Regions from separate parts of the Homo sapiens genome. Here region 1 is linked to region 2. Evidence: chromatin loops called from intact Hi-C (ENCODE). Cell type or tissue: A673. All regions are shown on one strand. Links, peaks and the distances in the headings refer to the core of each region. The heading gives the core; the rest is flanking DNA.

Evidence for each region. Peaks named below come from ENCODE experiments on the same cell type or tissue, not always from the same donor. Only the 100,000 strongest peaks of a DNase experiment are listed, where the experiment ranks them.
Region 1: a loop joins it to region 2, with 4 times the contacts of the local background. A loop is called at or near these places in 2 of 110 quality-filtered maps.

Annotation. Positions count from the first base shown.
Region 1 is chr7:108,413,914-108,430,786 of GRCh38, forward strand. All of the region lies in intron 1 of NRCAM (neuronal cell adhesion molecule), which reads right to left. Among named protein-coding and RNA genes, the nearest start is that of NRCAM, 34 kb to the right of the region's middle. In A673, for the core only: no CTCF peak of the experiment used is centred there; DNase peaks (open chromatin) are centred at 5,248 and 6,738; H3K4me3 peaks cover 1,932 bases; H3K27ac peaks cover 5,812 bases.
Region 2 is chr7:108,286,284-108,303,156 of GRCh38, forward strand. The region is part of intron 3 of NRCAM (neuronal cell adhesion molecule); the gene reads right to left. Among named protein-coding and RNA genes, the nearest start is that of NRCAM, 160 kb to the right of the region's middle. In A673, for the core only: no CTCF peak of the experiment used is centred there; DNase peaks (open chromatin) are centred at 4,738, 7,178 and 8,568; H3K4me3 peaks cover 2,537 bases; H3K27ac peaks cover 7,352 bases.

The DNA.
Region 1 (16,873 bases), core at 3,542-11,541, 130 kb after region 2:
TGTAGCTGATGGCTCTGACTCAGCCTCTGTCATGTCCACACTGCAGCAGGAGCTACACCCCTGCACCCTCATCCTGTGTAGCTGCTATTATAGAGACTCTGGCTTCTTGAACCACTTCTACATTCCAACGAAGCACCCTGCTGTGGGGTATAGGATCTGGCTTTCCCAGAGGCTGATCAGAGGGTCATGGTAACATAATCTGAAAACAGGAACTTAAAACTTAATGCGGAAACCTTGACCAGTAAGAGACAGGAGACAAGAAGGAGCTAAAAGATCAATTCCTTGCCATTCCTTCTTGTGACAGACTGTTGCAAAGTACAGTGTGATCCCAAAGACCTGTCTGCAAGACAGTGTGTGTCACAGAGCAACCAGCTGTATTTCCTTGAGAAGCTTTGGACAGCTTGGCAAAGCACTGTTAGGTATTATTTGTCTGGCTTCCCCCGTTCCCTCACTATTTTTGTCCTGGAATTCCATCTCCTCATAAAACCTTCTCAAGTGAGCTCAGATTCTGTTTTCTAGGGAACCCAGGCTAAGACAATTATCTACATAAACTCTCCACTCTACATTAGACTAGCCCTGAGAAAGGGTACAAAAGAGGCATAAAAGAAGTGAATCCTGTCCACAACAACCTCACAATCTAACTGGGGAGGCCAGACTCTACCTATGTAACAATAAGTGAAAAAGACAAAGGAATGAATGAATGTAATTAGAGGGCAAATTGTTCAGTGTTTTAGAAAATGGGAGCCATTTGATACCACTCAGTGTACAGGGCCCAGAATAAAACAAAAAGTATTCACAGAGAAGAGGAAAACCATCAGATCTCACCCACGGCAGACTGCTAGGAAGAGGGGCTTAAAAAAACGCTGGGAAGACAGAGAAGGGGGGAAGACTGCAGGGAGTGTGTTCCCTGGAGAAGAGTCACCTTGGTGAAGCCAGCACAACCACAACAGTGGGCGTGGTAAGGAGAAGCAGGGAGAGCCTGAAGGACATTGGGTTTCCCTGAACAGAGGGGCTTGCTGGGGAGCAGCAGGGTGAGTCCAGGGTTCATAGCAGAGGGCTGTGGAGGCAAGACAGAGGGGTTTGGAGGTGAAGGGCATTTGCTACTCCTCATATTACCACAGAAGAGATGAAAAAGAAAAAAAATACTCCATTTCTTAGGAGGTTGCAGTATAATATTCCCAGCTTCTCCCACACCCTCCATCACACCTGTGAGCCAACAGCACAAGGAATCTGGGGGAAGAAACAAGGTCTTCTTGGCCCTGAGCCTTCTGGTTTCCCTTTCATATCTGCCATCTGACAACAGGGGTACCTTTCCTTGGCAGGCCTGCCTGTGTGAGCAACAGCCTGCGGTGGGACCTTGAGGGTGACAATGTCTAATGGAGAAGGAGGTACCTGGAAGCCCTGTGGCCGCACGTCTAATCACTTCCCCAGTCAGCCTGAACTATAATCAAGCTGGCACTTCTCCTTCAATCTGGTTTTTGTGTCGTCTTTCTCAAATGGTGCAAACTTGGGAGGGAGGACAGGAACATTATTTAATGACTTCCTAAAACATCAAAAGGGGGCTTAGATCTGATGCAATGAGAAATGGGCATGGCAGGAAAGAAGCATGATAAAAAGAGATAATAAATGCTTCTTGATTAAATGGTTGGCCTACATCCTAATTTCTACCCATAAAAAGGAGAAGAAGGCCGGGCGCAGTGGCTCATGCCTGTATCCCAGCACTTTGGGAGGCCAAGGTGGGTGGATCATCTGAGGTCAGGAGTTTGAGACCAGCCTGGCCAACATGGCAAAACCCTGCCTCTACTAAAAATACAAAAAATTAGCCGGGCATGGTGGCAGGCACCTGTAATCCCAGCTACTTGGGAGGCTGAGGCAGGACAGTCACTAGAACACAGGAGATGGAGGTTGCAGTGAGCTGATATCACGCCATTGCGCTCCAGCCTGGGCAGCAAGAGCAAAACTCCCTCTCAAAAAACAAACAAAAAAACAAAACCAAAAAGGAGATGAGAGGGCTCCGTGGTTTCCACATGGTTGCTCTTATGTAGTTATTTTTACCCTCCAGTGTTTTTCACAGTGGCCCTCTCTGGCTTTATTTCTGTCATGAAGTTCCCTTTTCCTCTGAGAGATGCTGCAAACATTTCAGAAACATTTCACTTGCTTCTTCCAGTCCAGAAGAGTGATTCTTCCATGACAGAACGGGCCAGCTGCTGATGTGAGCCCATCCCTCCAGATCAGCATGACTAAGATATTCATCTTCATGGAGCAAGAATAACTACAGGAGATTTGAATGCTGCATTTGCTTTAAATAAAACTGCAGATGCAATTCCAGGAGTAGGATAGAGACAGCAGAAAAACAGCACATTTCTTTTATAGTATCATAGTGTCTATTTTAATCAGCATATTACAGATGTTTTGAGACATTCTAGCAAAATTGACATGGTTGACAACGCTAGACAGAACTGCCTCACGGGGGAAAAGAGGAAAAGATTAAACCACAGGCGTGTGGCAAAGGAACCTGCTTTGTCAGAACTATGCTTTGTCATCACCGCTGAGATCAGAGAGCTGTTTCTATGGCAGCAGGCAACATGTTCTGGCCAGGAGACAATCATGTAGGGATTTTTAATTTCATTTGATGTCTAATTGCCTACTACTTCGGGAAAGAGACAAATAATTAAAAAAAAAAAGTCTTCCTTAACTAGACAGACTAATACCCCCAAGGAAAAACTTGGGTTTTTATAGTATGCTTTTCAAGATTTGAATTTCATGTCTGTATAGTTGAAGGCATGGGACCTTCTCCAACAAGGCAGAATGAAACCAGTAAAAAGGAAAGGAAACTCAGATGAAATTTCCATCACTGCAGAGCAGTTCACACATCCTGTTAATTACTATTGCCATTCATAATTAAGGGAGGTTCCTCATGGATCTTACTAACCCTTCTATCAAACAGCACCTACTCTTGCAAACCATTGGAAGAGGTTGTGCTATTTATGACAGGTCCCTCCCATTTCAGATCCATGCTGTTCATTTCCCTGAGCAATTAACGGACATTACAAACACATATTCTCCAGAGAGATTCCTAGTTTGGGAACATCACTTTTCAGATGTTGCTACTGTTGTCACTGACCATTTATTTCAATGTTTTCCATCTTCCCTTAAAGAGTAAGTGATTGAATGTCTCATGATTCTCTGCTTTTGCAACATAACACGCTTCCCTCCATTTGATCAAATAATACTGGTGCTTCTAAGGATCCTTTAAGCTAATAGCCAACAGTAGCCTATTTTAATTGCTATGGAGATGTCTTAGTTTGTTTGAAGCTGTTATAACAGAAAACCTGAGACTGGGTAACTTATAAGGACAGAAATTTATTGGCTCACAATTCTGGAGTCTGAGAAGTCCAGTATCAAGGTGCAGACATCTGGTGACGACCTTGTAGTTGCGTCATCCCATGGCAAAAGGCAGAAGGACAAGAGAGAGCAAGAGAGACACAGGGAAGGGGGCCAAACTCATCCTTTTATAATAACAACAATCCTACCTATAAGGGTGGAGCCCTCATGGCCTAATCATCTCTCAACAGTCCCACCTCTTCATACTGTTACAAAGGCAATTAAATTTCAACGCGAATTTTGGAGGGGACAAACATCCTAACCCTAGCGAAAGAAAACAAATAATTTTCTGGTAACTGAGGTAAATATTCCAGCAATTTGATTGGGAGTTCATGTCATAATGAGCTATAATTTTTTCTTTTTAATTCAGATGTCCAGAACTCAACTTCTAAATCTCTGGACACTAGGCAGATGGCTCTTTCTTTTCTTTTCTTTTCTCTGCTCTTCTCTTTCTTTCTTTTTCACTCTCTTTCTTTTTTCTTTTGCAAGTTACAGAGGTGACACTGGTGTTAATACCTGGTTAAATACCACTCACGGACAGTCACTCATTGCCCAGCTTTCCAATACTATGGCAGCCCTTAAGCTGCAATGAATTAACAATTTGTACACAAAGTGGGCAACAATTCTCAATATCACAAACCAAACTGCAACCTTTTAGCCATTTAGCACTGAAAGTTGCTATCACTAACACTGAACCAATGGGATGCACCCTGACTTCAGCAGAAGAATAAAAGCATGGAGCTCTGGAAACCCCTCTGCTCTTACATCATGCCCACAGAAGCAACACCTGTGACACGCAGACCAAGAAATGACTTCTAGGTGACCAGGAGCCGTGTGGTCACTCAATTCCTTGAGTCATGGCTACCACAGGTCTGCATTTCTGTGGTCTTCCCCACAGTTCAAGGCCAGTGCAAAAGGACTTGCTGACTTGTATTTCTGGAGATTCTCTCCAGAAATTGGTAGAGATTCTCTCACCAAACAAAAGATTTCTGTGCTTCTATGAAGCACACAATATCAAAGCATCTATTGAGAAGAAAGACAAGTCCACTCACAGAATAATATGCAGGAGGGCATCTCCAGGGACACCAATCACGGCTAGGATCTTAGGACAAATGTTTTCCTGAAGAGCATAATAATAGATGGGACAAACGATGACATTCTGACTTGAAGTGGTCAGCACCACAGCCTGCCTGTGAAAGCAGCATTGGCCTGACCACACACTGGCTGGGAAGGGAGAGGTCTTTTATCTGGTATACATATTATACACACACACACACACACACACACACACACACACACACACGCACTGAAAGTTGCTATCACTAAGTATATATATATTCACCCATGTGTGAACAATTATTGAGCACGTAAGCACTTAGAAAATACACACCATCCTCATTTTCAAGTTATAATGAAGGCCCATACTTAACATGATTGATTAAAATGGTTTGATATAATTTCAACATTTTAATACAACTGTGTGGATTTTTTTCTGGCTTATTTTATAGCATAAACATTTATTTGACCATCAGTGTATAGGCTTTTGAATATGACACAAGTAACAAGTCTAATAACATCATGCCACATAAATATTCTGGGGAAAAAAATCTGCTCAAAATTTGAAAAATCGAGTGTTTCAGGAATGACTCTTCCCTACCCATAACTTCCAAAAATATCCCCTAGTCCTTCTGATATTGAGAGGCACTAACAGGATATATGTATACTTAACTAGTTTCACACACACACACAAAAAATCACCGTATGTCCGCTCTGGTTAGGGCTTATCGTATGTATTTCCTTTCATTGCCATCTGATTCATTGCTTCATCTTTTCTTTAAGTAAAAGGAGTGCCCTCATCCCCGTAACTGTTCTTAGAAGATAACGTTAGTCATTGTATTCCTACAATATGCTTCTCATCTGGCAGTTAATTTCCCCAGAGGGTACTGCAGACGTTTTATTTTCAGATAATCTCCAATTAGCTTCCTCTCTTCGTTACCCTGACCAGCTCACTTTCATAATTTTCTCCTATACATCCTCCTCCTCTTAACATATTTCTTACTTCACAGGGAAGAATATGATTTATATTGCTTTTCATTTACCTCACTTCTTTCCTGTTTACCTGCTTGCTACAGATTTTGCATTTTAATATCCAAAATCCAACATAAAATAAAGCTGCATGTTTCATCAAATGTTGCTCTTCCCATCTGAGCTCACTTTGCATTCAGTCCTTTTCTTCATGAGTTTGGCAGTATATATAGAGTTTGAGGTATATATTATATGTACTCACAAACAGGCATGCTTAAGCCATACAAAAGTGGGAGCTCACCCAGGTGCTCTCATTTCAAAGGCACTTCTTTTCTCTCAGAAAGTTACATGTCTCCACTTTCGTGTCCACACACAAAATTCCTTTATCCAAGATAAAAACTTTTAATGTCAAAACTAGAGATATAGTTTAAAGCAGAACAGGTAAATAAATAACTTAAATTTTCACTAGTGGATGAAAGTTGGATTCTTTCTTGAGAACAGGTTTTGATGTCGGGGTGAGGGTGTCCAGTAGGCATTAAGTCTGTCCAGGTGCACCTCAGAGAAGGGAAATGAGTGTATGTAAAAAGGAGAAACTGAGGCCACTGAATACACTTCACTTGGTTTTCCATTTTATGTACAACACAGTCATCTTCTAGTTATTTGGTAGCAAACCAAGAATTTACAAATTTAAGTACTTACAAATATTTTAGTTCCATCGTGTGTGTGTGTGTGTGTGTGTGTGTGTGTGTTTATTTTTAATTTTCAAGTATTTGAATCTACAAAAGAATATCCTTTCAGAACATCTGTACCCAGTTAAGGAATCTGGGAAAGAAAACAGAAGTGGACTGAAATGTGTTGGTCTTATCTTTGTCTGGCCTCTATGAATATCTTGACTGTCATCAAAAATATCTCTTTAGTAGATATTACTATAGAGATTCTGCTTTTCAGACACACACAAATCCTTGCAGACACTTGATGTCTGATGAGTGTCTCTTTTATGCATTTTGACTTCTGAGAAGGTCTCTATCCCCAAACAGTGAGCACTACTTTGCTAAAAAAAGTCTGTGTGTTCTGAATAAATGGAAACGTCTTACCAATATATGAATTGCTGATCTTTAAAGTAAATAAATAGGCGAATAGATTCTTATCCACATTTCTTCTAGCCACAAATTTTAAGGAAATCCTGCAGTCCTTTACAAGGGGGGGAGTTTCTCAGCTAGATGGAAAGATATGACGACAATTTCCCCATTCACAAAACATTTCCTGTCTCCGTAAGTACCCACTGCCCAATTACTCATTTTACACTTATTCTGTGTGAATTTACATTGTGACTTGGCATTTTTAGGCATCCGTGGTTCCTACTGATTTCCTCTGGTCCCCATTGGTTTCCTTTCTTAGGCTTTACTGAATCTCCCAAGGGCCAAAGTAGAAACCCAATTAATGCGTGCATAACCTAGATGGCTCATGCCCTTACTTTTACATTCTTTCCATTGCATGACACTGTCTTGGAGCTCTTTAAGGAAGCATCTTTCAAAATCTTGTGTGTGAGAGAGAGAAAAGACTCACAGAAGGAAATGTAGAATGGGAAGAAACTATTCATGAGGAATATCTCTTTAATATAGTAAGAGCATGTTGGTAGAAAAATAAAGACTGCTTGATAACTAAAGGTTAATAAAAACCACAACTGTTGGAAAGCAAAGACATAACTTCATTCCCCCACATACCCCAAAATAGCATACACAGAAAAGCAACTCTACATAGCCAGTTAAGAAGGATTAATTATGCCTCTACCATGAGCTCAACATTATGGTAGGTGCTTAGCGAAAAAAAGACTATAAGTGTAGATGTATATATGTGTGTGTATAAAACGTGTAAAACAATATAAAAGAATAATATCTTATGTTAGATGGAGTGGAATAGGCTGAAAGCATTAGGAGAGAAATTAGTGTGAGCCGGATATTAGTATATTTTAGCTAATTTGCAAAAACTCATCTTTGACTAGTCATGCTAAAGTATTGCCTATAATATCACATGCCATTTATCAATGTTTACATGTCTCATGATCATATATTCAAATGTTGATAATTATTCAATAATATAGACCATTGCAAGACTAAGTCACCCCCAATGAGAAATGTAATTCAAACCTGTAAACCTACTGAAAATGGACTGAAATAAAGAATGTGAATGCATTTTGTAGAAGGAAAAGTATTATTCATGAAGTAGATATTAGAATCATTATTACTATTGTCATCTTTCTCATAAGATTACTTGAAGAAAAAAAAGTACAAAGTTAAAATACAAAATGATGTCAATTCTGTTTATTAAATAAAAGAGGCAGGTATTGTTTTCCCTGTATTCCAGATAAGGAACTGAAGCTATTCAATCTACAACTTAAGAAAAATCAATTGGGTAGCAACCACTGACAGAGTAAATCATTTTGTTCTTCAATCATCTTGTATTTCTGACCAAACTGCACAGTTTATTTTGAGAACTCTGTGGTTTTAGTTTAGGATTTTAGGAGTCTAGAGAGACTTCTGACCTGCCCTGTGGAGATTAACGACATACTTAATTCTGTTTGTCTAACAGCAGGCAAAAGATCTGACTAGCAGAATGGCAGCAACCTTTTCCACTAAAACGAAGGTATGTTTATGGCATGCCACATACAGTGGAACAGTAGTCAAAATAGTCAAAACAGGTCTATTGGAAGTGGGGATTCCAACCTCCTCCACAGCAAAATACATTTCATTGATAACACCTCCTCCAAGAGCCACTTCACGAGTTCTTAGGTCAGAGTATGCTCCTCCCTTCTGTCTCTCTTCTCTAAGCTGCAATACCAGTCACACAGCCTTCAAGCTCTATGTTCCATTCTACAATAAATGTTTCAAATAAATTCCAACATGACTTAATGTTCTAAGCTTAAAATGCCATGTTATAGTAGCTAACATTTATTTAGTGCTATATGCCAGGCAGTGCAGTAAACACTTTACATGGATTATCTTATTTCATCAACTGTTTTGGGAGGTGGGACTATTATTACCCCATTTTCACACATTAAAAAAACAATGCCAAAGAAACTAAAAATCTTGCTGAAGGTCACCCAGCTAAGTCACTTACTGAATACTCACTTACTGTATCCCTTTGGCCCAAGCTCTTTTATGTATATGAAATCTTTCAAACAAACTGAGACGCAGAGTGTGTAATATAAAATACATCACCCAACTTTGACAAGTACACTTAAAGTAAAAGATACAGGTCATCCTTTACATAAAGATACATTTTAAAGTATAATGGGGTTTCTCAATCAAAAAGAAAAGGGCAATAGGAAGCTGAGGACTGAAGTGAATCTACACCCCCATAAAGAAAGTCCTACTAAGAACAGTGCCAGGCATTGAGAAGGTGCTTAATAAAATTTCACTGAACATGTAACAATATTTTCCTTTCTAAATATATAAAAGAGGCCAGAGAAGATAATCTGAATAAAAACATGATGGTCCAATGAGGAGCAATTCAGCCACGTTCTGTAGTGAAAGAGTTACCCTTTCCCACCTGCCCTGACTCCCACCTTCCCTGGCTGCAGTAGGGTGGTCCTCTCATTTCAGCCCCCCATCTTAGCCTCCAGGAGCCAAGAGAAGGGGCCACTGCACAGGCTGAGTGCAGGGGAAAGCATCCTGCCTCCTGCCCAGGGAAACCTAGGCAGGATGTGAAATAGAGTTAAAGACAGTGGTTACCTCTGGAGAGAAGGGAGGGGGATATAGTTGAGGATGGGACTTGAGAGCTATTGGTGACTTTCTGCATCTTCAGCTTGGTAGAGAGGACGGTGATTCTCATTATGTCCCTCTTTATCTTTTTGCATATATGGAATAATGAAATATGTACATAATACAAAGATCAGAGGTAGCTGAGGGGAGAAAGGATAGTGAGTCAGGAAAGGAAGTAAATGAAAGCATAAGAAAGATGAAAAGTAAGAAGGAAGGGAAAGTGAAGGAGAAAGAGTCAGGTGGATTGGGTAGTAAGGGAAGACTGAGGCAAGAACACAGCCTTCAGCAAGGATCTCTTAACAAAAGTGGGGATGGGGGTGGAAATCACCTGATTCAGAGAGAAAAGGAAGAGGCACACATAAAATGAGAAAATCATGAGTGAATGACGAGATAAAAATAAAAGGTAACTTCAAATATGACTATGTGCTTTGAGCTTGCTTTAAAAGAGAACTTCAGCAGTGGGAACAGAAAAGGTTTGACTGATGAGGTAAGTTCCAAAATACAAAACCAAGAAGCACCTCAGTCGTTGCATAAGTCTATATTCCAGCTAACAAAGATACATGTTAATACTTTAAGCTCTGAACTTCATTTTTGGTGGCAATCATGCTAAAACATATTACACTTCATGACCTTCTTAAACAGAATCTGACCTGTTCTCTACCACTCGGTGTCATCACCAAGAACCTGGGTGATAACACTCAGAGGCTATTGCTTGCTGTGGCAGGGCTAGGGCCCCCACCTCCCAGGCTAGAAACACCTAGCTACAGGGAAGCCACATAATTGACATATGCTGACGTCAGAGTGTTGAAATCCTTTTTCTGGAAGTTGATCTTAAAGTTTGGCCCCAATGAACATAGGGACAAATCCCACATCTAAATCTGTTAATACCACTGTCATCCCCTCTTCTCCATGTGCTTCTCCCTCTCTTCCAAAAGGAAAGCACATATTCCAAATGTGCCCCAGGGCAGTTGTTCTGATGATCAATCACACTCACCTCTTTGAGCCCACCGACCTTGGATTATGCACTCACATGAAAGAAAAGAAACCATATCCCTTCACAGCCAGAAATCTTCAGGCCCCAATGTAGCCCAGTGCTGACTGACCAGTTAGAGCTTATCAGGTTTCCTACCAGGAGTGGGGCATCGAAGAGAGCTGGTGAGAAGGGAGTGAGCTAGAAACTGCCCCCTCAGTCCCATGTAGTCTTCCTGGTGAAATAACTGAGAAGGTAGCCATTCTGTTCAGTAAGAAAGATGAGGTGCTGGAAAAACTGCCTGTGCGGTGGCTTCCTGGAAGCTCTGGAGAAGGGAAGTCGGTCAGAGGTGTGGCTAGTGTCTCAAACTGATAATTACAGTGCATCAACTAATCATTTGAATAAAGGGATGTGTTGCCTATCAGGCAAGAAAGCAAAGACATGTGGAAGCAGAAAGGGGCACTTTACACAAAATGTTAAAACACATCATTTTCAGACTTCGTAGTTTTTGTCAGTGGGGTTTACACTATTGCTCTTGATTTTTAAAACTGAATGTAGGTTAGTCCTATCTACACCTGGAGTGCAATGCTTCTCAAAGGCGCCTGAGTGAATAGTCATTTCAGTGAAATTGAATAATATATTCTATCATGAAAATATCAGGGGGGAAAGAATGTACTGGAAACTGACCTGTCTTTAAAACATGTATAATTATTAAATCCCAAATCTGCATGTTATTTTTGAGCAGCAATATGACTATAGCTCTATGAGTCCAATGTCTAATAGAATATATATGAAATATACATTACATTAGTGTATTCATTTTGTTTCATCTGCAGCCTTTCTCAAGCAGGATTCCACTTACTTCTGAAAGAATTAAGCTCTGGAGAAAATTATTTGCATGATTATTTTCTCAATTCTCTCAAGGATGGTACATAGCTAGTGCATAGATAAGAAGTTAATTCATTACATTCAATTAGTGCCTTAGGACATTAGAGTTCAGTAAAGTCTTCCCCCAACCCCTCGATTTCATGGAAATTTTTTGCAAGCATGTGCACATGAGCAATTTTCTGGGGTGAGATGTCATGGCTTTCATCAGATTTTTTAAAAGATTATGACCCAAAAGGTTAAGAACCACTTTGCTAGAATATTAGTAAGATTATAAGAAAATATGATGGTAATGGAAGAGAATAACTCAGAAGAAATGGAACATTAAAAGACAAAGTTTTATTTTCCCAACTTTTATTTCATAGATATTTCCAAATTCATTTTGATTATTTTCTCCCAATATACATGGAGACTGACACCCCTGCACAATACTAAATCCCAAAGATTTATCTCCTATGACTCTGCAAAGTGGGAATCTGGCCCCAGAAGAGATGATACATGTGCAGTATTTTAAATCAGTGGGTTTTATATGTGGTGATTTGGGAAGGCTTTCAGGTTCAAAATCATAGTGTGTCCATTTTCCTCACAATCTATTATGAGTCTGTCAAGATACAGAAATATATCCCAACAATTTTGCTGCCTCAAATAATTATCCCTGACTTTATAGTTCTTACATATATTTAAACATACTTTCATCCACCGAACAGATCCAAATTCAAGGTTATAAATTAAATTACAAAATAGCAACGACCTAAACACAAAAAAACTATCATATTGACCTGTCTGGCTCTAGAGATGATATTGGCAAACTATGTGTTGTTATTATTATCATGACAGATTAACTGTTGACACTGTACATTGTCTAGGTGCGTCCTGAACAGAAATGGCTGGAGAGTTCATGGTTCACACATCAGACAGAAGTCCAATTACTAAGGAAAGCCTCAGAGACTTCCTCTCAAGAGGGCTCTGCTTTCTCTCATTGCCACTATTGCTCCTGGCTTTCTTTCGAGTCTAGAGCAACTGGCCTAAACTGCTGTTTTATTTATGAGAAAGGAATTTTTTTAATGTATATCATACAAAGATGACACTAATGCATTCATCATTTTTAAAAAGAGATTCAGATTTTCAAGAGAGTACAGTGAATGACTCCAGGCATGCCTGAAGCAGGTCTGATTATGTCTGTGTGACTAAGAAAATAGCTACATCTCTGTCATCAGAACTACACATGAAGCAGAATGTGGTTATGTGTCTAATTTTATGTTCATTTTATGAGCTGCAGCTACACAACTCTTTCACATATTATAGTCTCTTATAAATGTATATGCACCCCTCTCCCCTAAAACTCTAGATGTTACATGGGGACAATAAAACATACCTTCTTCATTACTGTGCTCTAGGCACAAGGCTTAAACAGAGTGAGCACTTGATACTTCCCCTTTATTTTAATTGTCCAAAATAACTGGTTAACCAAATGCCTTTATAGTTCATAAAGCATTCAAATGCCTAATGCCCATAGGGAAATCCATTTTACTCTGACCAGATGAAGTCTGCACCATTTTTCTTTCTCTGAGCAGAAGCCTCATTCAGGGTAAGGCTGAAGCCCACCCCCCTTATAAAACAAGAAGGTCTAAGATGGGGGTGAAAAACCAGCTACATTGATCAGAGAAGGCCCTGACTTCTTTTCCCCATCAGCAGATTAAGACCACCTGTCATTTGGCCTGAACAAAGGGCACACAAGCACATTTTATTAAGCAAGCAAAACATGTAATTATCTCCACAACACAAAATAAATACTTTGGTATTATTTGTTGTTTTTCAAATATCTGTAAAACCAGACTTCAAAAGCCATAAATATTGAGGGAAGTGGGTCGGCAACAATGTGTAAAACACTGTGGGATGTTCAGATGATACATGCATCCTGCTTACAGCTGGCAGTTTACTATTCCTTGAACAACGCTTTCATCATCTTAGTTATTGAATCAAAGTCTGTTATTGCTCCCCATTGTGCAGTGGGGTACCAACTTTTGACTAAGGAAGTTTATTACAATTTGATCCACTTTATTCATCCAATCTACTTCTCCATATTCCAACACCGAAGCTCTGCTCTACTCAAGCCAGAGTTACTTACTGTTTCACGAACATGCCTTTCCTCTAGAATGCCCACTCTCTAGGCTCCTCACTCCAAATCCTAGGGCACCTGAAGGCCCATCTCCATTCCTTTTTCTTCTAGGAAGGCTTCTTCACCCTTGCAACCTCCAGGGATTACTTCCTTCCCCAAAGACCCAGGGCATGCATAGTCTCTTCTCCAAAACCTAGGGCTTAATTAATGAACAATACAGGCAGATAGAATTATTTCTGGTGTGCTAGTCCTCACTCAACTCCATGAGTTCCTAGAAAGCGAACACTCCCTGTGCCTCCGACAAGGCTGTTAAAGTAAGTTACTTTACAAGTGTGCCTGGCACATTACAGGTGTTTCATAAATATTTATTGAATTTAGTTATTGTTCGGCCCAATATTTCAACTTAAAGTCAAGTTTTTTGAGACATTGATTTGTTCTTCAGTACAATTTATTCTCTCCAATGGCTGGAGAGACACTTTTATGAAGATTAACAATTACAAGTACCACCAATTTTACCTTGAAGAAAAAGAATTTATTTATGATTTTACCATGCTCACTTCACTAAAAATAGCTAAACTCTACCATATTCTCTGCTTATATATAAATACTTCAAAAAAGAGATCAGAACCTTGAAATCCTTTACTCAAAAGCAAGAGATAACCATTAATACAAAAATCTTGCCAATTCTTTGTCTAGAAATTATTGGCTGGCAAACAAAAGTGATTGTTTTAAAAGTAAACAGCAAATCCAAGAAACTCCACCAAATACAGTTATTTCAATCTTGCTCTTGATTCATTGTCCTTAACTATTTTACTACCATATCTTATTTTATTTGAGTGATTAATCATCAATCAAATTTCAAGGCTCCCCTGTGGCCTCATAACCTGCCAATTAGGAAAATGAAATATCTCTGTTGCCAGAGCTTAGATCCATGACCTTCTAAAGTATGTATAATAAAAAGGGGTCATGGGTCATTAATGACAAATGGGCTTTGTGATGGATGACTAAAACCAGAGAAAGGACAAGATAAAGCAAAAGGAGAAACGTTTTAGAACTTCATAAAAATAGAAATGATATAAAAATCTAGAAATATCTTCAATGACATTAGTCACAACACCATGCTATTTATTATATTATACATATAAAAACCATTCATAGGTTTTCTACACACTGTTGAGAAAAGAAAAGGTGGCCTTTATTTTTCGCTAAAAATAAAAAACAGCTAGCATGGTGAAAAAAATTAATTACATAGCCTGTATCAGTTGTGCCTACATATATTAGTGAAAGTATACAGGTGTTGGCATTTTTGCCCTGTTTTTTCTTCCATGATACATATTTTAACATTCTAATGAAGAGGAAAAGCATGGAGACCAACCTGCTGCCCCAAGGAGTAGAGAGCGAGGGCTCTGCACAAGTGACCTTTCAGCTTGTGAGAAGACTATATGTTCCTGTGAATAAACTCACAGAGGCTGCAAACCAAACAATGCTGAGATCCTTGGACAAAAGGAAGGCAGAGGAGGAGAAAGGGCAAGAGAAATTGACAGGCCTAACAGAGAAGGGTCCCTTCTGTGGGCAAATCTGTAATACACAAAAAATAAAAGCTTTTACAGAAATTGTCCTTGGTATCAATGTAACTAGCTTTATGAAGTTCAATAAGTATGTTTAATAAAAGATGGGGCTCCATTTCTTTCAGATTTTGAAATTTTTCATACTTTTTCTTTTTCTCCCATCTTACTTCGTTTGCACTTATTTTCAGTTCCTGTTTGGTTGGCAGAAGAGTGGAGACATTAATTGATTGGAGGGCAAAATCCACAATACTTGGTAAAGACAAGAAAAAAAGTTTTTGGAATTTTGACATGCCATTGTGACCTAAAATTTTCTTTTCTTTTCTTCTTTTTTTTTTTAAAGGCTTCCAAGGATTGTCAAGGGTCCCATTTCTCCAGACCATAAAGAGGAAACTCAGTAATCCCGCACAAGCACTGTTTTGTTCAGAGGGCATGGTGAAATATACATTATGTTCTATATATGTCCTTAATTGACAACATTTAATTTTTAAAAATTTAAATTGCAAAACAATACCAACAGTCAATGTGAAGGAATCTCCTCTTTAAACTGGATTTTAAACTGGGTGTTTCTTTTTTTTTCTTTTTGTGAGACAGAGTCTCACTCTATCACCCAGGCTGGAGTGCAATGGCACGATCTTGGCTCACTGCAACCTCTGCCTCCTGAGTTCAAGTGATTCTCCTGCCTCAGCCTCCTGAGTAGCTGGGATTACAGATGCCCGCCACCACGCCTGGCTAATTTTTGTTTTATTAGTAGAGACATGGCTTTACAATATTGGCCAGGCTGGTTTCAAACTCCTGACCTCAGGTAATCCACCCATCTTTGCCTCCCAAACTGTTGGGATTACAGGCATGAGCCATTGCGCCCAGCCCGGATGTTTCTTTTAAAAATACACACTCCCCACACAAAACAAAGACTGGAATTCATTTTTACTTTGCCAATTGCAAATTATTAAATTGCAAACAATCCAAGATAAGTGTTTCAGGGTGCCCATGATGTTTCCTCACATAGGTAAGTTCCCCCAGTGACATGTACGGTGACTTTTTCATTATTCATTCAACATATATTTACTAAGATCCTAAGGTGTACTGGCTACTATTTTATGTGTTGGGATGCAAAATCTCTGGCCTGTGCAGCTTAAACTTCCACTGGGGAGAGACAAGCTAAATAAGAAAATTATGCAGTATTTAAAAAGTGGTAAGTAGAATAGAAAATGAAAACACTACAGCAAGCTAAAGCAAATCAGGAGTAAGTGGTGAGGAGGTGAAATTTAAATAGGGTCAGCAGCTTAGATCTCATTAAAAGGTGACATCAGAGGAAAAACGTGAAAGAGGTGACAGAGAAATGGACAAACAGACCTAGGGAAAGAAGGTTCCAGACACAGGGCACAGCCAGTGCAAAGGCTGATGGCAGAAGCAATGCCTGGTGTGGTCGAGGCTGGGCACAGGGGCTGCAGAGCTGAGTTGGGGGGTGCACAAGGAAAGATGAGGCCAGAGAGGCAGCAGGGGTCATGTCCAGTAGTATGTTGCGGGTTTGGTTTGTTTTCGTTTTTGGTAAGAATCTTGCTTTTTCTAAGAGGAGTGGGTTGGTATTAAAGTTATTTACAGTGTCATGATCTTACTTTCATTGTTAGAGGATCCTCTGTTTGCTATGTTGAGAAGATGTAGCACCAAGGATAAAAGTAGAGAGAACAGGAGGCTCTCACAATATCCAGGCATGAGACCACAGTGGCTTGATCCGGGATAGAACTAGTGGTGATGGAGGGAAGGGGTCCACTTCCAGATATATTCAGAAGGTAGAACAAACAGGGATCTCCCGATAGATTAGATGTAGGGTATGGAAGAAAGGAAGGAGTCAAGCATAACTTCAAAAATTTTGACCCATGCAAGTGAAAGGACGGGGCTGCCAGAAACTGAGATGAAGCAAGTCCAGGCTGGGGAGAAGAGCAGGCAATCAGTTTGGAAAACATTAAATACAAAATACTTCTTTTAATATATCTAGTGGCTAGAACCAAGTAAATTCAAATATTCTCTCAGTCATCCAAAATAATTAGCTATGTACACACACACACCTCTTTGCCTGTGAATATTCTCATTTCTCTGCCTAAGATGCCCTTTTACCTCCTTTCAGTCTGGCAAACTTCTAATTATTTTCCAAGAGCCAGGT
Region 2 (16,873 bases), core at 3,664-11,663:
AGCAGTATTTATAAGCCTTATCTGCTAGCATGGTGTTGGTCGTGAATGATCTTTTCAGAAATTAAGTGCATCCTCAATAAATGAAAATGATGATAGAGATTCAGTGAAATGATTCCTTTATGTAGAACAATACTCACTGGAATGAACAAATAAAAATAAAAAGGCGAACAAGTAAGAGTAGGGGAAGAAGAAAGCGGAAAAAAAAGGAAGGAGGTGGAAGAAAAGGAATAGGAGAAAAGAAAAAAAGATTTGATGTGGAAAAGGAAGTATTTATTGAATGATTAACATGTATCAGCCATTCTTCTAAGTACTTTCTGTACCTTACTTTATTTAATCCTCCCAAATCCTGTGAAGTAAGTGTTTCCCCTCCCATTTTGCAGACACAGCTATTAAGTGGAAGAACCATAATTCAGACACGATCAGGCACGCTCAGGGTGGTATGGCTGTAGATAGAAGAACCATAATTCAAAGCCACGTCTGTGTTACTCCATAGCCCACAGTTTTTCCATTCCACTTTAATGTCCGTAGAATCAGATACGATATTTTTATTATGTTTAGGCACATCTTACATAGTGAGGTTCCAGTACATTGAGTTTTTAAATCTTAAGAAATCCTAAACGGGTAATTTTTATAAGGCACGTGAAAGAGGTTTGTTTATTCAAGCTCTTCTAAGTATACTCTCTTGATCTTTGACAGTCAACAAAAATATACACTGGGGAAAGGACACTTTATTCAATAAATAGTGCTTGAAAATTGAAAAGCCATATGCCGAAGAATCATACTGGACCCCTATTTCTTACCATACACAAAAATTAACTCAAGATGGATTAAAGACTTAAATGTAAGACCTGAAACTATAAAAATGCTAGAAGAAGATATAAAAATGAACAGCTATAAAAATATATAACAATATATATAAACAACTCTAAAAATATGGAACAACTATAAAAATGCTAAGAAAAACTCTTCCGAACATTGGTCTAGTCAAAGAATTTATGACTAAGTCCTGAAAAGGAAACACAACAAAAACAAAAATAGACAAATGGAACTTAATTAAACTAAAAAGCTTCTGCACAGCAAAAGAAATAATCAACAGAGTAAACAGACAACCTACAAAATGGGACAAAATATTTGTAAACAATGCATCCAACAAAGGCAAAACTGATCCAGAATCTATGAGGAACTCAAACAACTCATCAAGAAAAAACAAATAATCCCATTAAAAAGTGGGGAAAGAAGACGAATAGACATTTTGCAAAAGAAGACATACAAGTGGCCAACAAACATACAAAATAATGCTCAACATCACTAATCATAAAAATGAATATGAAAACCATTTGTGTCATGACAATAACAATGTCACCAATAACACATGAGATACCATCTAACACCCAGTCAGAATGGCTATTATTAAAAAGTCAAAAAAACAACAGATGTTGGTGAGGATGTGGGAAAAAAAAAAGAAACGCTTATACACTGTTGGTGGGAATGTAAATTAGTACAGCTTCTGTGGAAAACAGTAAGGAGATTTTGCAAGGAACTAAAAATAGAACTACCTCTTGATCCTGTAATCCCATTACTAGATATCTACCCAAAGGAAAAAAGATCATTTTATCAAAAAGACACCTGTACTCATATATTTATCACAGCACTATTCATAATAGCAAAGTTATGGAATCAACCTAAGTGTCCATCAATGGATTGGATTTAAAAAATGTAGCGTATATACATGCACACATACGTATACACATAACCATGGAATACTACTCAGCCATAAAAAAGAATAAAATAATGTCTTTTGCAGCAGAATGGATTGAACTAGAGACCATTATCCTTAGTGAAATGACTGAAAACAGAAAGTCAAACACCACATGTTCTTACTTTCAAGTAGGAGCTAAACAATGGATACGCAGGAATATGCAAAGTGGAATAACAGACATTGAAGACTCCAAGAGGTGGGAGAGTGGGAGGGGGATGAGGGATGAAAAATTACCTATTGGGTACGATGTTCACTATTGGGGTGATGCGTAACATTAAAAGCCCAGACTTTACCACTATGCAATATATCTGTGTAACACAACTGCATTTGTACCCCTAAATCCATAAAAATAAAAATTTTTAACAACTGCATATATTGGCAATGGCTACTCAAAGGTATATGGAAAATGTACATCAGTGTAGTATTTTGAGAACTGTAAGTAAACTAATGTACATGCATCTTTATATGCCAATTAGTTTAGATTTAATAAGAAACTTATGTTTTAGCTCACTTCTCATCAATTCATACGTTATTGCATACCCCTATCTTTATTTAACAGCATATTTTGTTGGAGACACAAATCCTTTCTCAGGTTGGTAGACAGTTTAAATTACATAAGAACCTGTCCCACTTCTATTTAAATGCTTCCTAGAATATATTAACAATTAGCAGGCGGGAGAGTTCTCCATTAGTCTTTCCAGTAACAGTAGGGAAAGTGTTTTCTCCCACCAAAAAGAAAACAGGTAACTAACCATATAGACCATCACTACTGAATTTGTTTGTGATTTTTATTTTTGAAGCAGATGTAATTTTCCTTCTTTGGAGGAGATATTATTCATTTCTTTGGCTAACGGTTATGATTTAGACCTTGGGTCTCTTTTATTACTTGCAATGGCTTTTCTATATTTTTATTTTTCTGAGGGTGGGGTAGGGGGTTGAAGATCAGCCTGATTGGAATAGCACATGAATTGAACGGGGCTGAAACTTCGCTGAAACAAAAGTTATCTAGGACTTGGAGCGATCACAGGATACAACTGTCTGTTTCAAATAGAAATGCAAAATAACCATTGGAAGAGTTGAAATAGTATGATCAAAGAATTCGGTATTCCATTAAAAATCCTTTATACACTACCAACAGTATAAATAGAAAACATATAGATAAATTCTCTGCCTTTTAAGTGTAGTCATTTAGGTACTTGAAGCATGTTTGTAAGCCTTTTTTAAAGCTGACACAAAATTGTGTATATTTACCATGTACAACATGTTTTGAAATATATATTCATTGTGGAATGGCTAAATCAAGCAAATTAACATGTATTATCTCACATAGCTGTCATCGTGTGGTGAAAATACTTAAAATGTATTCTCTTAGTATTTTTCAAGAAAACTATATTGTTTTTAATTATAGTCACGATGTTGTACAACAGATCTCTTGAACTTGTTCCTCCCATCTAGCTAAAATTTTGTAAATTTTGACTAACATCTGTTTATAAGCTTTTTAAGGGCAGAATCTTTGACTCATCTTTCTCTTTTCAAGACTAGTAGTGTCATCAGTGTTGGGCACATGGGAGGCACTCAAGAAATGGTTGTTGAATTAAATGCCATCAATACCTATGTCACAGAAATTCAGGCTTTATTTAAAGCCTTATCTAGATTCCTCACTAGCAAGAATCTTGACTTGTAATAGAAAATTATTCTAACCCACTGGGTTCTGAACATGAGGTCTCCAGACCCCCAGCATCAGCATAAACTGGAAACTTGTTAAAAAGGCAAATTCTTTGGACCTACCCCAAGCCCACTGAATAGAAACTTTGGGGCTGGGGACTAGAATCTGTATTGCAGTGAATCCTTCAGGTGATTCTGATGCACACTAAGGTTTGAGAACAACTGTAATATAATAAAAAATGGTACTGTGAGTCTCCTTCTTTTCAAAAAAGAAGCCCATGAAGAGAAAGAGATTCCCTACTTTTGGAGCAAGCCTATGGTGTTACTAAATATAAACTTGGCAGGTTAAATAATAACTAGGCTTATACATTAATCTCACAAATTTCAAAGGCTGCATCTCAAAGCCAACAAAGGTTAACATTCAATGTTAGCTAAATCCAATAAATTTGTCAGTTAGAAAAATAATACTGTCATGAGACGTGCATCCTTTTTGCCTTTCCTAATCTTCTTGCATACTATGTGGGCATTACCAGTAGTCAAATTGAAAGAATAAGGACTAGGAAGACAAACTAAGGAGGAAAAAGCAGAAAGCAAAAAGGATCATCTGCCCTTAAAATGATGTGTTGGGTGCCGTATTTTCCCACTGCTGACCACCAGACTTCCTTGTCCTGAGCAAACATACTACTACTGTACTTGGTTTAACTCATTCAGATGGGAACAACACCATTCTTATCTGACACAAAAGCTAAAAACCATTTTCCTCAAACATTTAAAAAGGAATCATTTAGATCCTTAAAAAGTTGAATCAGCAACTCTCAGAGAAGGACAGAGCTGGGTCAACAGTACAGTACAAAGCAAGCATTTCTACTCTTTGTGATTACAACTATCTAAACATTTCCGACAGATTTCATGTGGTAATGTTTTTCTGAATGCCATTTTACAGAACTTAAACAATAAAGAATTAAAGTTAAAACTTGAAAAAGATAATCAAAGAAAATGAACTGTAATCGTTTTTTAGAAGCTAAATTGCATCAACATTTGACTATCCATTATGTCTTTTGTCATTTCAGCATTATGTACTATCATTATCTATTCTTTCAGGGTTCTGAAAAGGCTTTAGAATCTGCTGATTGTCATCAACTCGCTACTGTAGCCTCAAAGCTCTGCAGCACTGCTGGACCATGGCAAATGTAAAAAAGATAGTTAACTATTGCAAATAGGGTTTCTGCTGCCAGATAAACAGCATTACAAAGCTGGAGTTAAGAGTGCTCACATCTGGGCACTTTCAGAGAGAAATCTTTCAGAGAAAATGAACAAAACCACTTGGGATTAGTCACATTTCCAATGCGAAAACCGGCGAGTCCAGAATCTAGTCACTCAGTCGTTGACAGATAAAATATAGAAGATCAAAAGAAAAGGGCTGCATTTCTGGGCAACTCCTTCCTCCATATAACCTCAATCCAACACCAAATTAATTTACATAGCATGAGTGTTCTGAATTAAACATGCCATGGAAATATTTTATTATCTCCTGCATTTACTTTGGATAAATACTACTTAATTGGACTCCCTTCTGAGTAATTCAAAATGCACTATCTCAATGGGAAATAGAATTAGTTTCATTATGCAATTTATTTTTTAGTTAAAAATAGCCAGCGAACAAGCAAATGCTTAGAGGTCATATGCCTGATGCTATATAATTAGAAAACCAGAGATTAATACAGTGTAATGACTGGCATAACAACATAGAAAAAGACAAGTTGATTTTAAAGAGTTTGTACTTTCTCAAATGTGTCTTTCTTGACAGGTAAGCATGAGTCAGGACTGGCTAACGATAGTTATCACTGACTGGTTTTTAAGTATATTTGTTATGTATGTATATACTTAATGCATCTAAATGAAGACAGTGATCAATGTTTCTTTTGACCGTGCCTGAAACTAATATATCACCACAAATTCTCTAAGTTACAGAGAACAGGAGAGGAAGAGAGACAGAGCGACAGAGAGAGAAGAGAAAAGAAAGTATAGAGGAAGAGACACAATTTTATTACTCCATAAGAGGAGTTGCAACCTGACTATAATCTTAAACTAAAACATTTAAAAAAAGGATCTGAAATCTAAATGGCCGTAATTTTCTGAAAGAACACTGTGGTGTTACACAAAGACAACCTGACAGAAATCAGAAAGTCTTTGTTTCCAATTAGTTTAGTGGTCTCAAACTCAAATGCCTAAGGGGGCCAAGCAGTTAAAGCTAAAGAATACAGCTGTGCAGCGGAGGAAAGGGCACTGGGGCCCCGCTTAAACAGTGCAGGGTGCTGCTACTCAGCTTTAGCTGATAGTGGTCAGGGAAATATACACCCAGTTTTGCAGATCACTTCATTTTTCTTTTAGCCAGAAATTCAAACTTTTATATGAAATCAACTGTTTTTTAAAATGGTACCAACTAATTTAAAAGTGCTATGTGGCTTCAGGGCTCTGGGTGTAAGAAATACATCCAGGGCCAGATGCTGTCTAGACCTTGCATGGCTACTAAGTAGCTCTGGTCCCTTTGGGACTGTTTCCTAATCGGTAAAATAATATGTCCAAGTTTCTGTTGGCACTAGATGCTTATTCTGGTCCTTTTATGTAGCACATTTCTTTACTTGTGAAAAAACGGTTTAGATATTTTAATTTCCAGTGTTAGAATACTGAAACAATATCAAAGTCAGAAAGGATAACCTGAAAACATGGATGCAATTGAAGTTTTAGAGACTTGCTTACTAACTCAGGAGTATGTTTTATCCACAAAAGTTTGTGTTGTTAAATATGTCACACAGAGTTAAGTAAAAAATCATCAAACCAGTAGAGACAGCAGTTTCAATTTTTGAGAGGCAATGCTTCCTAGTGGTCAAGAATACACACTGGAACCAGTCTGACCTTGGTTCAAAGCCCAGCTCCTCACTTACTAACTGACCTTATGCAAGTTACTTAAGGTCTGTATGCCTCAATTTCCTCATCTGTAAAAATGGGGATCACGGCTCCTATCTCATAGGGTTATTACGAAGTTTAAGTGAGTCAGTGGAAAGTGCTTAGAATGGTGGCTGACACAGAGAAAGCATTAGGAAAAAATTAGCTGTTGTTATTTTAACTGGCGTAAAACAGCTGAGTGTTAAAAGCACAAATGAATAGCTAAATCCAGCAAATCTCCTACACTGGTTGAGCTAGCATTTTACTGTAAAATATTTAAAAGACATTAAACCCAATCTTTATCTGATGAAGGCCCAAATCAATGGTTTGCTAAAATCCATTTACAAGTTACTCCACTGGTAACTTGTAAATGAAGACCTAACATGCAACAATTCATAGAAATCTAACAGAGGTCAACCCAGAAAACGGGGGTCAATGCAGTGGAACAGGGGCCATGGAAAATCAAACGGTGTGAATGCCTCATCCTTGGTTTCCACCCCCTTGTGATTAATTAACAGCCTTACTGCATCCACCCACCAGCTGTATCCTAGCTCATAGGCCTGACCCCAACTGAGGACTACAACAGTATCATGAAAACTGTGCTTCTAATTGTCCAGCGGGCGATCACGGCTTGGCTAAGAAAGGCTCTTTTCACTCCCCTCCTTTCTGATTAACTAGATGGCTTTATAAATCGCCTTAATAAGTTCATTTGTGTAACCCAAGGCTAGCTGCCCTTCCTTCCTGCTGCTAAGAGGGCTCAGCTGCTTATCTTTGGATATGACCCATCAGAAGAGAATTGCAAAAAAACATTTTTAAATCTGCTAAATTGACAAGCAACGCTGATCTCACGTCTCCCCTAATTTAGTCATGTTTTCCTACGTCATAAAGGAAGTCTAAGTGCAGGCAGTACACTGTGATACTGGCAGAAATCTTTTGTAGATTATTTTAAAACCCTTATGATTGTCTCCTAAGCAGTAAATTTGATAACTGCCAACAGGACTGTGTAAAGTAACTAAAATTCACAGACATTTTTATCATTTCTAAAAGGTTTTCATATGTATTATATCATTTAGTCTTCACCAAAACTCTGCAAGATATTATTATTATTCTTCTCTTTTTACAAATGAGAGATTTAGGCTCAGAGAGCTTACGTAACTTGTATAAGATCACATTATTACTGTGAGTTAGATACCGGCTTGATTTCAGGTCTTCTAATTTTAAACTCAGGGCTCTTTCCACTATCACACATGTGCTGATTAATTCACCTATTGTCTTTTAGCCCACACCTGTTCCTCTATACCTTATACTACTGGAGCCAGGAGTTTGCACCCTAAATTTCTCATACTCTTACTAGTTGTCTTTCCCTTGGGTTCTGCTAATTGGAGGTACTGGTGAGCAATAAGAAAGCAGGATAAAGACAAAAGATTCTTGGTTCTGAATCTTAAAATGAGGCAGTTGATGGCAATTGCTGTAGGAGCAGTAGGGTTGATGTGATTTTGGGCTCCAGCAGCCCAGGAAAAGCCAGCACTTTCTTTACTGGTTTTTTTTTTTTTTTTTTTTTTTTTTTCCTTTTTTGAGACAGCAGCTCTTGAGTGAACTCACAGTCAAACTCAAGTGTCACCAACCCACTTGGACTTTCAGGAACAAGCTCATGGGCTCCTGCCCAGAAGGGCTAACTGCTTCGAATCTGGGGATCACCTCTTCTTCCTTTATGTTCCTCCAACACCCCTCTTTCTCCCTGTTGCAGTTCCAGCTTTTCCAGTATATTTCCTTGTTCAAAATTCCTAAAGTGGCTTCCATTTTCCTGCTGAATGTTGCTTTGCACCCAGATGGAAGTCAAGGATATTAAAAGGGATATAAAGCAAATGACACTGTCCCTGCCTTGAAGGAATGTGTAATTTTCTAGATGATAGAACGAATGCATTTGAACCAAGAATAAACAAAATAGACATATCCAAGGGCTTAGGTAAATTGTACACAGACTACTTGTGCAATGGGAAGGAAAATGGGCACTTCATCACAAACTCTATTTGTGTGCTGTGAGGAGAGGGACTTGCATTTATGTTTTGCCTTTGGCATGCAGTCTAGTCTGTTCTCAGTGGATCCAGAAGCAGCCCCTTGTCTAGCTCACCCTTACGGTCTTCCGAATCACTTCCCCTTTTTTGGACATGCTTAGTTTATACTTCCTGCCCCGCAGCCATCTCTGGTGCCAAGTTGTCTGCCCCATTCTTGTTCAGTTTCCTGTTCATTAACTTCTGGCTCATTATTACATTAGTATCCCTAAAGTCCACATTTGCATCACCACACATGAAAAACGTTTTGTCTATAGCAAAAAGGGGCACAGTGATGACATATATGATTTGGTACAGAACTACTAATAACAACAGGGGTTAAGAATGGGTGAAAAAGTGATTAAATGATGAAGAGATTGTCAAGTATTTTGCAGCCCTCATTAAATCTGTTGATTTTGTATTTTTCCCCTAAAATGGAAGAATTCTGTGTCATTTGGGATTAAGTTTTATTTAATTTTAAAATGACAACTACTCTTTACAGAGGGCTCGCTCTGTACTAGGCACTTTTCATATGTTAACTTTTTTACACCTCTCTAAAATCAAATGTTCTATAGATGAGTAAAGTGGGGTCTACAGCAGCTAAGTTACTTCTCCATTCTCTTAGTCTATTCAGGCTGTTATAACAAAGTACCATAAACAGGGTAACATAACAGAAATTTACTTGTCACAATTCTGGAGGCTGGGAAATCAAAGGCCAAGGTGCTGGCAGATTCCATGTCTGATGAAGACCTACTTCTTGGTTCACAGATAATTTCTTGCTATGTCCACCCACAGTAGAATAGGGCAAGACAGCTCCCCGGGGCCTCTTCCTAAAGGCACTAATCCCATCCAATAGGGCTTAACCTCATGACTTAATCAACTTTCAAAGACACCACATCCTAATGCCATCACATCAGAGATTTAGGCTTCAACATATGAATTTTGGGGGGACACAAACATTCACCTCATAGCATTCATTGTTTCTTGTTATTGGCAAAGCCAAGACTCACATTGTCTAAGTTATTTGACTTTTGAGTCCGCAGATGTGAAAACAGTGCTAAACAGTCCATCTTCATGAGTGGAGAACAGCATTTGTGACAACCACCAAAGTACCTCTGTGGTCAGTGTCCTCAACCAGGGCACAGCATCATGGACCAGAGCCTCTGCAGGGCACAGAGGAGTGGTGAGGAACAGGGGCTCTGGAGCAACCCCACTTCCCTCTGCTTTGTATATGGGGGGTTCTGCACATGACTGCATTTGAAAAGGGCTTCACTGCGCTTGCTGAAGGAGTGCACTTGAGCTAGCGGAGAGTTCCCAGAGGGTGTCTGGAAGAAGCAAAGGCTATTCTTTGTTTCACTCAGTTATAGATGGAAGTCAGACACTTCTGCCTGAAGTACTTTCACACACTCCACAGTCTTAAGAAGGATGGAGAAAGCATGCCAACTACTCAGAGAACCACAGGTGTTCAAGCAATGGTATCCTTTTATCCCTACAACTAGTGGACAAAGTGGGGCCTCTGTAATTGTGAAGCTAGGAAAACTTCTCTGTGGTCTCTTCCAATCGTGCACATTTTCTTACACAGGTACTGGCCTTTACCCCTCTCCTCAGCTATTAATATCCTAATATCTTTGCCTAGAAAGAACTGAAGTAGAGCCACTAAAGTATTACTTATGGATGAAACCTCAGAGGTTTCATTTCAGCAAGGATCAGAGCAGAAAGTCCCTGGCACATGGAAGAATATACAGGTGACTCAGAGCGCTAATGCCATGTCTGATATGTGACTGAAGCAGTAGCAACTCAATAAATATAGAACTGAATTAAGGAAACCAAGCCTAGGAGGAGAAGTTCAGGCATTAGCCAGCAGGTCAGGATGGTTTTTGGAGGGAGGGGGATTGTAGGGGGTCTTCATACCCTGATATCAAATATGAATGCAGGGTCTGGATCAGGTCTTGAGAATAGATATTTTTTACTGTATGAATAAGAAACATGTTGGCTTTAATGTTAGTACTACAAAACACAGACCCTGTAATTAGAAGGCCATTAGGAACATTGTTCTTATTCATATGATCTCTTGTGCTTTTACAACTGGCAAATTAAATTAATTATTAAAAGAAAAATCTCTAAGAAACAAATAACGAGAATCCTTCTCCCCAAATAATCCGTTTCCCTATACCATTACAGAAAATGATGTCACTTTGACAGAATTATTAATGTTATTTACATCCTGAGCAATGCATTCTTTTAACCCGAAAGAGGGTACTAGGCAAAAAAATTAATTTCTTTGAGAACAAGCATTTTTACTTAAAATATATGTGGCTGTGTCGATTAAGAGCCTCCTCTGTGTCAGTGCCAGGCATTAGTCACAAGCCAAAGGCCCAATCAGTCTTTGTAAACTTATGATCGGCTTTCAACCCCACAAAGCCTGTGTTTGTCAGTAGGATACTTGCTTCTCCAACTACTGGTTAAAGGATCAGTGACATACTTCAAAGATTTTGAGAACAGTTTCTGTTCTTTTTGAAGAGTATTTATTCTCTCAAAAACAAATGCTAGATTTGTTCATTTGGTCCAAAAAATGAGAGGAACATTTCTTTTGATTGTTTTCCAACTCTACCTCCGCATTTTAACAATGGAAAGCCACAATACCCTTTCCTCCTGCTAGCAGAATTTGTGAGTAAGCTGAGTTCCAAAAAAATGCCATTTCTAAAGCTTTAGAAATCAGGGTGTCACAGAAAATTAAAGCAGCATTTAATTAGCTAACAACATTATCTGACAAAGGGATGAAACTTTCATTATCTGACAAAGAGCTGAAACTTTAATGTTTCATAAGTCATCATTCATTCATTCATTTGTTCATTGAGCAAATTAAGTACCTATTACATGCCAGGCAGTGTTCTTGGTGCTGGGATACATTCATGAACACAATAGTCCAAAGTTTCTGTCCTCACAAACCTTACATTCTAAAGGGAGGGAAACATAAAAAAAACAACAACTGCAAATTATATAGTTTCTTAGGTGGTATTACAGAGAAAAAAAATAAAACAAAGGAAGGGGTACAGGGGTTCCAACATGTCAATGTGTGTGTGTGCATGCGCACGTATGTGTGTGTATATGCACATGCGTAATATACTTTCTTGCCACAGGTTCAGGAAATAACTCACCAGAAAATGATATCTGAGCAAAGACCTAAAGAAGAAGCAGCGAGCTATGGGGATATGTGCAGGAAGAGTGTTCCAGACAGAGGGAGCCTCGGTGAAAGACCCTGTGGTGGGAGCATCCTGGCTTGCTCATGGGGCATCAAGGAGGCCAGTCCACCTGCAGCAGAGTCAGGACAGGGCTTTGGCTTTGTACAAGCTTAATTAAGACAAAGAAACAGTAAAACACCCAGAATAAAACACTTTATAATCTGGAGATCATTAATAAAACTAAATACGGATTTAAATAAAATCCACGTTGCAAAGCTATACTTTATTACCAATAATCATATTAAAAGAAACAAGTACATATTTAACATGATCATTGTCTAGAAGGCATTACTGAAATTATTATAATCTAAGCAGGTGGGGGATATATGAGGAGATAGTTTTAGGGTGTGACAATGTAAGGGGCTCACAGGACAGGACTCCTCTATCCAAAACAACCCCCTCCCCGCCAAAAAAACCCGCAGGGCACGGTGGCTCATGCCTGTAATCCCAGAACTTTGGGAGGCCGAGGCAGGAGGATCACAAGGGCAGGAGATGGAGACCATATTGGCTAACACGGTGAAACCCCGTCTGTAATAAAAATACAAAAAAAAAAAAAATTAGCCGGGTGTGGTGCTGGACGCCTATAGTCCCAGCTACTCAGGAGGCTGAGGCAGGAGAATGGCGTGAACCCGGGAGGCAGACCTTGCAGTGAGCCGAGATCGCGCCACTGTACTCCAGCCTGGGTAACACAGCGAGACTCCATCTCAAAAAAAACCAAAAAAACAAAAAAACAAAAAACACACCAAACAACAACAACAACAAACCCAAACCTTCCACATGGAATTCTTCTGCTTGAATCTAAGGATTTAAATTTTCCTTCCTTTGTCTCTCTTCAAGACTATTTATCTTCCAGATTCTTTTATTAAAACACAAATACGGGGCCAGGCGCAGTGGCTCATGCCTAATCCCAGCACTTTGTGAAGCCGAGGCGGGCAGATCACCTGAGGTCAGGAGTTCAAGACCAGCCTGGCTAACATGGTGAAACCCTGTCTCTACTAAAAATACAAAAATTAGCTGCGCCTGGTGGTGCATGTCTGTAATCCCAGCTACTTGGGAGGCTGAGGCAGAAGAATCGCTTGAACCCAGGAGGCAGAGTTTGCAGTGAACCAAGATCACACTACTGCACTCCAGCCTGGGCCACAGAGCAAGACTCCATCTCAAAAAAAAAAAAGAAAGAAAGAAAGAAAGAAAGAAAAGAAAAGTAAAAAAAAAAAAAACCCAAAACACTGGGTGAGGACGCAAAGGGGCCAGGGAAAGGAGTAAAAAGTCACATCAAAGCAGCTATCAGTAAATTTCTTCTGAGAAGCAGTAGTTACCGAGCTGCCTTTGAAATCCTGTGTGAATAAAACGTGGCTCAAGTTCCTGGGTGACAGCTCTAGGAAAGAAGAGGTGGCATGGGTTGAGGAAAAGGTATAAAAAGTGAGCTTTCATTACCACGATTTCTATTACTGTGGACAAAGGTCAGACCTGTGAGCAAACCACAATGACACTACAGTCCAAGAATTTTTTTTCAGATAGAATCAGTCATATAAAAGATAAGAATACCCAATGTAATAGCAGGCAAGCATTCCTAACCATATTATATTGTTTGGTCTGGAATTTGTTTTTCTCTTTCTGTTGCACCTATTTATTCTCTGCAATGCACACAAACATGGAATAGATATTTAGAGCCACATGTGCAGTGCAACAACCTTGACAGTCTTTAGATTTATTATTTGATGTGAACGGGCAGCCGGGTAATAACTTTGACTTCCATATGAGACCTTATTTGTCATGTACATACAGCACATTGACCAGAAGTCTCAAGGCCAAGTGCAGCTCTTGTGAACTAATTAAGCATTCTGGTGGGCACATTTTGTGTCCAAGCAGCGATGTGGTGGTGAAGTACATGAACTCTGGAATTAGACTGCCTTGGTTTGAAGCCCTGCTCTACGGTTTACTAGCTCTGTGTCCCTGAGTGATGTAATTAACACTGTACCTCGATGTCTTCATCTATAAAATGAGTATAAATAACAAGTTACTGTGAGGATGAGATAAAACATGTGCAGTACTTAGAACATGTCTAGCACATGGTAAGCCTCAATAAATGGTGACTGCTTTTACTACAGTAGAACATATGGTTTTCACAACAGGTATCACTAGGAATATCTAAGCCTCCTGTTAAGATATTACTGCCTACATACAAATGTAATCCTTCCCCAAATTTCTGTTGACTTTTTTTTTTTTTTTTTTTTTTTTTTTTTACAAAAGAGCAAGAGAAGAGAGACAAAGCCCTGATATTGAAAAAACACTGCTTAGGGCATATTTGATTATTCGCAATTGTTATTGTAATACTATGCTAATTTTACCTTATTAAATATTGAAGAAGGCCATCACCATTGGGAAGAAGTTAAAATATATTATATAAAATTAAACTAATTTATCTTTATGCAATAAAATGTTAGAGGATACCAGATGCTATTTTTATAATAAACATCTATTTTCTAAAAAGGTCATTATGTCATGCATACACAAACAAACAGAGAAGCAAAAGAGAAATGCATCCCTGGGTAAGTTGAGATCCTTCTAGAAAACATTTTGCCTCCATGTTGTGTTAAACTAGGGACACCATTGAAAAGACTAAGTCAAATTTCCAAAGAAAAATGTCACATGTCTATCCTGTTGAGGCACATAGGCTAGGTGGAAGTGTAAGGTAATGATAAAGGCATCAGGCAAAATTTGTATCAGATCTGGCTTTGCAACCTGGAATTTCTCCATTTTTTTTCTAATTTATTGTGACATTAAAATTATGGTGCTCATCTGGGGGCAGTAAAATATTTTATGACTTAAGAGAAACTCAATCTTAGAAAAGATTATTTTTAAATTCAAATTTTTGATTAAAATATCATACTCAATACAACTCAATAACAGAAAGCTTTTTAAAAAAATTACGTTTTTTTAAAGCTTTTCTTAAAAAATTATGTTTTATTTTACGTTTTATTCAGGAAATAGAATTACATTTCATTGAATCAAATTTTTGTTAAAAATAGTTCTTTAAAAAAATAAAACAGCAAACTACACAACATTCTCTATATTCTATAAATAGAAGTAAAACACTCCATTATAAGGAAGACCATTATGTAATACCAAAAAACAAAGAATAATTTTGATAATAAAATGAATTTAAATTGTAATGAATTCTCTAACATAATCTGCAAAGAATTCTATATAATTTGAACAATTTTAAAATACTGTTATTGCATATCTGAACAAAGATTTCCCATTCCTTTTACCAGGAAAAGAGTTAAGGACAGACGATTAATGTAATTTCATTACAGATGCCAAAGTGTGTTATCTGCCAGTCAGATTCAGAACAATGGCAAGCAAAATGTGGAAATGTTCTTTTCCACAGACAACATTTACAGAAATTAAAATAAGTATTAAGTGGTTTTCCAGAAAATAGGTTCCATGACCTACACAGATTTCTAGGACAACAGCAACTAATGAAGAATTGGTACCAGGCACCTGGGAAGTCATTAGCACCAACAAGGCGTGACCGGTATGAGCTACAGAAGAAAACAGGCAGGGTGCCCCCATGACACCAACTGCATGACCTCTGACCATCCCATCTCATGTTTCTGGGAAAAATTTTTAAAGTGCCAACTCAGGTGTTTCAGATTTTTTTTCTTTTGCTTATCCTATGGACATGAGAAGTAGAAGGGAAATTAGATAATTTTGCTATTTTTGAAAAAAATATGGCTCTTTTCCATTTGATTGAATGGAAGATGAATGGATAGTGGTATGGGTTTTGATTAAAAAATATCTAGGGGCTCAAAATGAAAAATTTATGAATATGAATTATTTGGGCATTTAAAAGTATGATTTGGTGCATTCATTATGGTGAATTTGTGTATAAGTACATACGAATTCCCTCTGAGGCCAATACATCACTTTAGGACACTATTTCTGAGACTTGCGACTCAGCTTTGTACATGCTCTAGGGTTAAATGCCTTTCATCATAATAAATATGAAATAATTATTAAGATGAAAATGTTTCACAGAAATATCACCTTAAACATGTGGCCTGTGTCTAACTGATCACCCTTTCTAAATAGTGACCAAAGTACAAAAAAAAAAACCCACAACAAATCAACAACAGAAACAATGCAGCTCTTTCCCCTTATATTTCACTCAAATTTGTCTGCTTAGTAATAATGACATATTGTTCCGTGTTATTGCTTCAAAAAATGTTTCCAGTGACCCTTGGGAATGCTATGTACTGTTTTCCTTCATTTTTGCTCTTGGCAAAATTTTCTTCATTCAGATCACTCTTTGAGAAAATAATTTCAGTCTGAATTGTGCACATTCTAGGTCCCTCAGTTAATATAAGTTTTTGACCTTTTGGTTTCTACAGCTAGTTCTCTTGGAGATGACTGATGGCATGAATTCTACTTGCATGGAGTCCCCGAGAAACCACTCCTCTTCTTCAAAAAAGTACACTAAATCTCAGGACAAACTGGGATGACCAGTTATCACTGCTGCCAACCCTGTTTTGTGAATTCCATTTAAGATGTCCAACTGAGAACAAATTATGTCTCAAATAAGATTGTATTCACAGAATGATGGAACTAAAGTTCTTGGTAAATTTAAACAAAGTGACAGAAGGCAAGGAGCTACTGTCCTCCTCAAGGGGCAACCTGCTTGACTCCCAGCATCTCTGCCTACCATTCCCATGGCCTCACCTGTAGTTTTGGGATCTCAGTACAAATATATCTAGCAAAGCAATAATTTCCTAACTGCTTTTCTCATCTTCTATGTCCTTTCACCAAACTTTCCTAAAATATAGATGCCAAATTAGCCTTCTCAAAACAACACTGGGCATATATCACTTCTCACTCAAGAACTTAATGAGTTCATAACTGAATATAATTCAAACTCAGTATAGTATATTCACAATTAGACATATTTTAAACAACAGATTCATCACAGTCCTGTCTTCCTCTTAAAAGCAGCCCTTCTGCTGCATTTTATTTTTTATTTTATTTTAGTTTTTGAGACAGAGTATTGCTCTGCAGCCCAGGTTGGAGTGCAGTGGCTCCATCTTGGCTCACTGCAACCTCTGCCTCCTGGGTTCAAGCAATTCTCGTGCCTCAGCCTCCTGAGTAGCTGGGATTACAGACACGTGCCACCACGCCCAGGTAATTTTTATATTTTTAGTAGAGATGGGGTT